2 separate regions of the Mus musculus genome follow, and region 2 is linked to region 1. Evidence: chromatin contacts called from ENCODE POLR2A ChIA-PET data. All regions are on one chromosome and are shown on one strand. Each heading gives the region's core, a stretch centred on a gene start or an enhancer-like site at or near the end of the contact. The rest is flanking DNA. Distances are from core to core; before and after follow the strand shown. Region 1 holds the start of Pxmp2 (peroxisomal membrane protein 2). Region 2 holds the start of Ep400 (E1A binding protein p400).

Evidence for each region. ChIA-PET counts read pairs that join two places held with the same protein, here RNA polymerase II (POLR2A).
Region 2: POLR2A ChIA-PET joins it to region 1 with 12 read pairs in embryonic stem cell. The contact joins the promoter of Ep400 here to the promoter of Pxmp2 in region 1. POLR2A ChIA-PET finds 5 or more read pairs at or near these places in 2 of 5 experiments (Patski and embryonic stem cell).

Annotation. Positions count from the first base shown.
Region 1 is chr5:110,283,426-110,288,059 of GRCm38, reverse strand. It overlaps Pxmp2 (peroxisomal membrane protein 2), which reads left to right and starts at 1,892. Exons shown (of 5, transcript NM_008993.2): 1 at 1,892-2,176; 2 at 4,307-4,414. The coding sequence starts at 2,055. It overlaps Pole (polymerase (DNA directed), epsilon), which reads right to left and starts at 1,741. Exons shown (of 49, transcript NM_011132.2): 1 at 1,611-1,741. The coding sequence starts at 1,672.
Region 2 is chr5:110,768,716-110,773,349 of GRCm38, reverse strand. Ep400 (E1A binding protein p400) reads left to right here and starts at 2,633. Exons shown (of 52, transcript NM_029337.2): 1 at 2,633-2,858. It overlaps Gm15559 (predicted gene 15559), which reads right to left and starts at 2,401. Exons shown (of 2, transcript NR_152254.1): 1 at 2,088-2,401.

The sequences.
Region 1 (4,634 bases), core at 643-3,142:
ATTATATAATGCATAAAATCTAATATATGTAAAATATATATTTATATATGCACATCAAATAGTTGTAAATGTAGATAAAGTACTTCACATCTCTCATCTCTAAACTGAAGTCTAGCATGAACATAACAGTATGAGTACTGCCCACCTCACGTGTCTTTCCATGGCATCATGGACATGAAGAAGTCAACACAGTAACTATTGTTACTGTTAGACTGAGGCTTGGATGTATGAAAAAGAACATAGCTCCTTTTTCTAAATCAGGAATGAGCTTGGTAGAGCAAGTAATAGCCTGAGAACCAGGGCCTTGAGGGCGCTGTGGATCCGGATCCTAAGAAATCATCTCTTCTCATCCTTAAGGGGCTATGGTTTTCTGTCCCAAGGCTGCTACCTGCTCTATGACACTGTCCCACCCACCTTTCCATAGAGGTACAAAACCTCTATGTAAGACACTGTACTTGGGGGCTTGAAGAAATGGCTTGGGGCTGGAGAGATGGCTTAGTGGTTAAGAGCACTGACTGCTCTTCCAAAGGTCCTGAGTTCAATTCCCAGCAACCACATGGTGGTTCACAACCATTTACAATGTGATCTGACTGGTGTGTCTTAAGACAGGACAACTACAGAGTACTCACATACATAAAATAAGTAAATACATCAAAAAAAAAAAAAGATGCTGTACTTCCTAATAAACTTGCTTGCATGAGCCATCACTCTGTGTGACACCTCCTGATCCTGAATGCTCTTATCTTCTCCATCTCCTCCTCATCCCCCTGGCCATCACTCTCTCAGGAACCTGTCACTGAAGAACCGCTTACTGGTCCAGGTCAATTACCCTGGCTGCTATGCAGGTGTTGTACAGCAAACCCAGAGCTTCACATATAATAGGAAAACACTATCACTATTCAGCTCTAACCGGGCTTCCACTCAATGAGTGCTCACATTCTGATACACAGTCTTTTTTTTTTTTTTAAGATTTATTTATTATTATATGTAAATACACTGTAGCTGTCTTCAGACACTCCAGAAGAGGGAGTCAGATCTTGTTACGGATGGTTGTGAGCCACCATGTGGTTGCTGGGATTTGAACTCTGGACCTTCAGAAGAACACTCGGGTGCTCTTACCCACTGAGCCATCTCACCAGCCCCTGATACAGAGTCTTATTCTGCCACAGTGTCACCAATCTCTATATACGATATCCACATCAGTTTCCTTTGTCACCATACTCTAGAATCTCTTGCTGATGTGATGCGTAAGGGTTTCGGCTTTTGGTTTAATAAATTGGTTTACTTCGCCGAGCTGGTCTAGACAGAATCTTCCTTTACTTTCCCCGTTCCCTTCTTGTCTGATGAGAATAGATGTTCACCCCTAGTCAAGTCACAGGGCAGGCACAGATATTTCTAGAGAAGCAGCCTGGGCCACGGAGTTGAGTTTAGCATCTCAATAAAAACTACGGAAACCACACAGGGCGAAGACGGGAGCCCGCCCTGTCCTCCGCGCCGCGCGCCGGGCCCGCTGTTTTCCCCACCCCTGAACCCCCGGACACCGCGCCCGCCCAAGCTTGCTCCGGCCGCGGCTACCGCCAGCGCCTTGGCAGCAGGACACCGGCTCTCACCGGCTGCCTTCGCCATCCGCGCCCGGCTCGGGGTGCCTCCGTCCACTGTTCCTCAGGACCATTGCGACGCTCCAAAGCTCCCTCAGGCTCCGGGGAGAATTTGGCGCGCTCTCCACGTGCTCTCGCGAGGCTACGGCTTCGGCCAATGAGAAGGCGCGGCCTCAGATGGACCTAGCCGGGGCCCGCCCCCATCGCCCCGCCCCGCCCCGCCCCGCCCCTCGGCTCTCCAATCCTCCGGCGAGCGCAGAGGGTGGGTCGCAGGGACCGGGGGAAAAGAGTGCACTAGCTGGCCGCGCGCGTGGCGGGACGGCCGGGCTCGCTGAGGGCGGAGGAAGGGCAGAAAATGTCAGGCCGTCCCCGCCCTGTGCCCTGTGTCCCGGGCCGGGTGCCCGACTGCCTAGCTGTTGGGTGGGCGCCCGGGGCGACTTAGACATCCGGACCGCGATGGCACCTGCGGCGTCCAGGCTGCGGGTGGAATCCGAGCTCGGGTCGCTTCCCAAGCGAGCGCTCGCCCAATACTTGCTGCTCCTAAAGCTCTACCCGGTGCTCACCAAAGCAGTCAGCAGGTGGGCGCCTACTGGGAAGTGGGGTGAAAAGGAGGGGTGCCGACAGGGGAGACTCTCCTGCAGGGGAGGTTAAGAGAGGGGGCGTCTGCAGACCAAGCAGCTCAGATATTGCCCGAGCAGCAGTGGATCTCAGCCTGTACGTCGGGAACCCCTTAAAGGTTGAACGACCTTTGTACAGGGGGTCACGTATCAGATATCCTGTATATCAGATATTTACGTTATGATTCACAACAGTAGCAGCATTACAGTTTAGAAGTAGCAGTGAAAGTAATTTTATGGTTGGGGTGACCACACCATGAGGAGCTAACTGTATTATTAAAGGGTCACAGCGATAAGAAGGTTGAGAACCACTGCTGTGGAGGAAGGCAGAGTTCTTCCTTAAGGTGCGACCCCGTTCTGCTTAGCCAGTAAGTGCTGTTTGTGTGTTGGGTCCCAAGCATTAGTTAGCCTTTGCAGTCTGAGTGTTGTGAAGACCCGCGAGTCAGGGACACATTCTAACCCTGAGCAACCCAGGCACGGTCGCTGGTGAACTCTGCCCTTTGAATTACATCGTTCGGTTTCCTAACGAGATATCCCTGTTTCTGTTCATTTCCATTAGTGCATTTTGTAGGTTCTGTATTAACTTAGCTTTTCCATAAGTGTGTGCAGAGTGCTTCCTGTGCGCGGGCACATAGCTGTGATCAGAACAGGCGCATAGACTTCTCTCGGAGCTAAGAAGAACGAGTCCATCTTCCCACCCCACCCCACCCCACCCCCGCAAAAGGCAGATAAATGTATAACTTAGAGCAGTTAGGGAAATTTCTCCTGGGTTGTTGACGTTGGTCAGAAGCACAGAGAAGAGAAGCGGTTGTTTACAGGGCACAGTAAGTGTAAAAGTTCTGGGGGAAGAATTCAGAGAATGTCGGAGGGGTGAAGAGAAGGACTCTGGTGGAGAAAATGACCAGGGAGAGTAGATAGGAAGAGGTAACCAGGGGTCAAGTCAAGAGGGTCCTTATGATCCATACTAAAAGTTTTGGATTTATAGCTTTTTAGAAGACAGCTGTGGTGGTTAAAGCTAGTTGTCAACTTGATAACATTTAGGAATTAAGCATGCCTGAGGGGCTTATCTTGATTATCTTCTTTGAGCTGGGAAGATCTGCCCACTAGGGGCGCCACCATTCCTAGTTGGTGTCTGACTGGAAGTGGAAAAAGTGAGCTAGCTGAACCGCACGCGTTTTCTCTCTCTTTTCATTGTGGGTGTGCTGTGAGGAGATCCTTCAACCTCCTGTTGCCTTCACTTCTCTGCCTTGATGGACTTGAACCTTTAACTGGGAGCTGAAATAAGCCATTGTTCTCTTAAGTTGCCTTTGTCTCATTTTTTGTTTGGTTTGGTTTTTGTTCATTTTGCAACATAAAAAGAAACTAAGAGCCAGGCGTGGTGGCACAAGCCTTTAATCCCAGCACTCGGGAGGCAGAGGCAGGCAGATTTTTGAGTTCGAGGCTAGCCTGGTCTACAAAGTGAGTTCCAGGACAGCCAGGGGTATACAGAAAAACCCTGTCTCAAAAACAAAACAAAAAAACAAAAAAAACACAAACAAACAAACAAAACAAAACAAAACAAAACTACAACATAGAGTTATTTGCTTAAATACAGCCCACAGACCATGTCCTTGTGAGGATCCCTCCTATTGCCTTTTACATCCATGCCTTCAATGGAGCAGCTGTGGGGATGTTGGAAGGCACACAGCCCCGCAGGTGGATGTCTCACTGTGCTCATCTGTGGTTTTCACTTTAGGTCATAGTGCCTCTATCTTCTGGGGCTTTACCTAACTTAGCAAGTTACTTCAATAGGGACTCATCCCATGATCTACACAGCAAGATCTTTTTTTGTTGTTGGTGGTTGTTTTTTGTTTTTGTTTTTCGAGACAGGGTTTCTCTGTATGGCTCTGGCTGTCTTGGAACTCACTCTGTAGACAAGGCTGGCTTCTAACTCAGAAATCCGCCTGCCTCTGCCTCCTGAGTGCTGGGATTAAAGGTGTGCACCACCACACCCGGCTCTACACAGGAAGATCTTACAGCAGCCGTGCTACTGCCATGCGGGACAGGCTCTTGTGTCTGCTGCTCATTTTCTGATTGTCTCTTCCTCTACAGCGGCATTTTGTCAGCCCTTGGAAACCTTCTGGCCCAGACGATTGAGAAGCGGAAAAAAGACTCTCAAAATCTAGAAGTCAGTGGGCTTCTCAGATATTTAGTTTATGGGTAAGTACCACAGAGATCTGCCTGCCAGCATTAGCCCTTCGGAATATGTTGGTTTAAAAAACCTAATTCTGAGGCTGGAGGATGGCTAAGCTAGCAGTGCTGACTGCTCTTATGGAGGACCCAGGTTTGATTCCCAGCTCCCATGCAGTTCATAACCTTCTGTAACTCCAGTTCCAGGAGGTCTGATGACTTCTGACCTCGTAAGGCCCCAGACACATAT
Region 2 (4,634 bases), core at 1,384-3,883, 480 kb before region 1:
GGTCTCCTTTTTTTTTTTTTTTTTTTTTTTTGGTTTTTCGAGACAGGGTTTCTCTGTATGGCCCTGGCTGTCCTGGAACTTACTTTGTAGGCCAGGCTGGCCTCGAACTTAGAAATCCGCCTGCCTCTGCCTCCCGAGTGCTGGGATTAAAGGCGTGCGCCACCACGCCCGGCACTGGGTCTCCTTTCTTATGTGCTAACCATGTATCCCTCATCCCTGGACAGCCACGGCCACTTACTCAGCACTAGGTTTGGAATGCCCTTTCAGTCCACAGTGTACTCCTCCCAGACCTCTCTCGCCTTTTATGGGTGAAGGCATTCTCAGATCTCTAGCATAGTCAGTGTTATGGGGCCCTTAGACCTACACAGATGGCTTCATCCCATGACCTGCATTTTTGGTTTGTTCGGAATGGCGAGCAAGCAGTTTTAGAGGAGTAACAGCTCCGTGAGGCAGGGAGGGGTCATGTCCTCAAAATGGGTATTCCTTTTTTTTTTTTTTTTTTGCAGAGAAGTTGGGTTTGCTTTCCAGCAGCAATATAGTGGCTCCATACAATCTGTAACTCCAGTTCCAGATGATCCAACAGGCTGCATTCAGGCAGGCAAAACACTTATAGACAATTTATTTTGGCGGTTAGTGGGATGGCTTAGCAGTTACAAGTGCCTGCTGGTCTTACAGAGGGCCCAAGTTCAGTTCTCAACACCCGTGCTGTGCAGGTTATACCCACCTATAATTCTAGCTCTAGAGGACTCAGCCCTCTTTTCTGGCCTCTGAGGACACTCGTTCATGTATGCATATCCCACACTTAGACACACGTGCACACTCCTAATTAAACAAATAAAATCTTTTTTAAAAAAGTATGTGTGTGAGTGTGTGTACATGTAAGCTCCCTAATGTGGGTGCTAGGAACCTCATTTTTTTTTTTTGCAAAAGCAGCAGTGCTCAGAAACCCTTGTAAGTTTCTAAAAATTATAATGTGTGTGTGTGTTTGTGTGTATGTCATGTGTATGTGTGTGTGTCATGTGTATATGTGAATGCCTGTGGAAGCCAGAAGAGGTTGTCAGATCTGGAGCTAATTACAAATGGTTGTGAACCACCTGATGTGGGTTCCGAGAACTGAATTCAGGTCCTCTCATGGCTAAGCCAACTTTCCAGTTATCCTGGACTTTTTTTTTTTTTTTTAAAGATTTGTTTATTTCATGTATATGAGTACACTGTAGCTATCTTCAGACACACCAGAAGAGCATTGGGTCACATTACAGATGGTTGTGAGCCACCCTGTGGTTGCTGGGAATTAAACTCAGGACCTCTGGAGGAGCAGTCCGTGCTCTTAACTGCTGATCCATTTCACCAACCCCTATCTTGAGCTTTTAAAAAGATCCTTTATTTTAGAGTTTCATGCATGTATGTTTTGGTCATATCCACCTTCTCTTCATTTCCCCTTATTCCCTACAACTTCCACTGGCTCCTTCCTAACACATTTCCCTCCTGTTTTTTATTTTGAGATGGGGTCTCATGTATTCCAGGACAGCCTCAAACATGATGAATGGATGAAGCCAGCATGAACCCCAGATCTTGCTGCTTCAGCCTCAAGTTCTGGGATTATAGCAGTGGTTCTCAAACATTCTGATGCTGTGACTCTTTAATACAGCTCCTTATGTTGTGGTGACCCCCAACCATATTTCATTGGTACTTCATAACTGTAATTTTGCTACTGCTATAAGTTGTAATGGAAATAAATATCTGACATGCCGGATATCTTATATGTGACCCATAGGCTGAGATCCACTGAATTACAAGCTTGTGCCACGAAGCTCAGTTAATTTCTTCCTTTTTTTTATAGTGTTTTTAAAATTATAATCTTTTGTTGGGCAGTGGTGGTGCATGCCTTTATTTAATCCCAGCATTTGGGAGGCAGAGGCAGGTGGATTTCTGAGTTTGAGGCCAGCCTGGTCTGCAGAGTGAGTTCCAGGACAGCTAGGGCTGCACCGAGAAACCCTGTCTCAAAACAAAACAAAACAACAAAACAAAACAACAACAACAAAAAATATATATATAAAATCTTTTTCAAACTCGTACTACAATCTTACCTCCTCTTGGGTCGTGGTTTCTTTTGCATTTCTGTGATGTCTAATGATGCTGGATGTATTTTCAGACTTCTGCTCACTGCGCCTCAGGCGCCTTTTTGTTCATAGGGCTAGTCCCCTATTTCCCACGGAGGCGGAGCACACCCAGAGGATGCGATCAGGTCCGCTCGAGCTTTCCTAAACAGCCTCCCCCGCTGGAGCGAGTCGCCAGGTGGCGTAACTGAGTGAAACTCGGGGTCCGCCCCCAACTGACGAGGCCACGCCCCTTCCCGAGTCTACCGGAACTTCCCCGAGGCCTGAGGCTCCGCCTTGTACCCATGAGGCCACGCCCCAGCCCGCGTGCACCGCCTCAGCCCCCCCAGCCCTTCCCTGCGCGTGCGCCGACTCCCCTCGTCCTGTCCGAAGCGGTCCCGCCTCGTACGGATGAGGCCTTTCGGAGGCGGCCCTGAGGTGGCTCTCCGCTCTCCAAACTCCGCCCAACGCACCTCCTGCATACAGCTCCGCCCCTAACCGCCTGCTTAAGAAGCCGCTTCGGTCCTGCCTCCGCCGTCAGCAGCGCCTCAGCTTCAGGCGACCCCGCGCGGCTGCGAGCGGCCCTACAGGATAGGTACCGTTAGTCCCTCGCCGCGCGCCGTAGCACCGGCGCTGCTACTTCCTGTGCCCGTGGACCCGGATGTGCCGAGCGGCTGCGGCGCGCTCGAGCCTCCCGGCTGTCCTGACGCGGCGGAGCGCGGCTTTTGCTCGCGGTGCAAGCGAACGGGATAGCGTCAGCGGGTGAGAGGCGGGACGGTGGGTGGTAGGCGGCAACGGCGGCGTGCCGAGCGGTTGTGTTTAGCGGTGCTGCTGCTGCTGGCGTCGCGGCGGGCCCAGGCCGCGGCGGCGCTTTGTCGTGGGCGGGCGGGGCCGAGGGGCCGGGCGGCGCTGAGAGGGGACCGGTCGGTGGCTCGGCGCGTGGTCCGGCCTCAGCAAGGCCCTTCTCTGGTCAGCGCTCTCGAGTGCGCCGTTCTTTCTGGGCAGGCGCGCGGCCGTTTCCGAGCGCTCGGGAAGGCGGGGCTCTTAACGCCCGCGGCACCGTTGGTCCGCGGCGCGCGGGGCTTCCTTTCGCGACGTAGAGCCTTGAGCGGAGACAGAGCGGGAAGGACGCCGGGGATCTGGCAGAGCTCCCCGGGCCGGGGCTCGGAGGTGTACCATCAGCCGCCGAGCCGCTGTCTCCGCAGGTCTGTCCCTAGGTCCAGTATCCTGGAGCACCGCGACTTGGAATTGGGGGTTGCGCTCATCCCTGGCACTTGTCACTTGTGCTCTCGATTATACGTGTGGCAAAAACGGTCCTTGTTTTGTTTCGGTTTTGGTTTTGTTTCGCTTTTCCATTTTAAGTCAGGGTCTTACCCTGGAGCCTTGGCTGGCCTTTTAACTCGCCATTTAGACCAGGCTGGCCTTGAGCTCACGAAGATCCGCGATTCTTGTACCTGGGTGTGTGTGTGTGTGTGTGTGTGTGTGTGTGTGTGTGAGAGAGAGAGAGAGAGAAAATGAATGAATGAATATGAATTATACAATTTGGATGGCCACAAGGCAAACCACATGTTAACTTTAAATCTTCTTTTTACGTATTTAGGTTTTCTGAGACAAAAAGTCTCATGGAAGTCCGAATCAGCCTGGACTAGACTCATTAAGTAGTCCAAGCTGGTCTGTAATTCTTAGCAATCCAGATGCCTCCACCTTGATACTGGGTTTGCAGGTGTGAGACATCATGCCTGGCTGTTTTTATTTACTTGCCATTGAGAGGAATCTTTGTGTCCCAGGCTGGCCTCAGATCCTGGCCTCAGGTTATCTTCCTACCTCAGTCTCTTGCGTATCTGGGAGTGCTGGTTCCTGCTGCAGTGCCCAGCCCCCTCTAACCCCCTTAATTTATTTATATATTTTAAAAAACCCAAAAAAACAAAAAACACATGGTCTCACTGAGTAGTTCTGGCTGTCCTGAAACAGGCTGACCTCGAACTCAAAAGAGATCTACCTGCCTCTGCCACCTGAGTACTAAAGGATTGAAGGTCTACTCCACATCTTCCTCCCCACCAAATGTTTAAAATCTCAAGATAGCCTAATATCGAAAGTGTCATTATTTCCTTTTATTGTATTCTTCTAACTTTAAAAAAACGTTTGGCATTATCTAATGAAACTGTTTTAAGTTGTGTAGGTACCATGATCATCCAACAGTACAATAACTGCCTCATAATGTTGTTGATACTGTTGTCCCTGTGAGGCATTTACTGGTGTTTTGGCTTCTGTGTTGGGTTGCTCTTTGTGGCCCACTCAAGGTCATAACATAGCATTCCTCAGAATGGCTGTCTGTTGTTTTCTGGCCACCTTATTTACAACTACATAGTAACCTTTCCTTGGGTTAATCTTCCCCTCCAGTTAACTCTTTCAGCTCTCAGCTGCCTTGTATTCCTGGGTGGGAGGGAATTTTTTGTGTGCTCTCAGTCACCATTTCCTCCATTTTCTGTAGCATCTTTACTTAGCCTTTTGGTCATCGCCTCTCCAGTGATTAGGCGC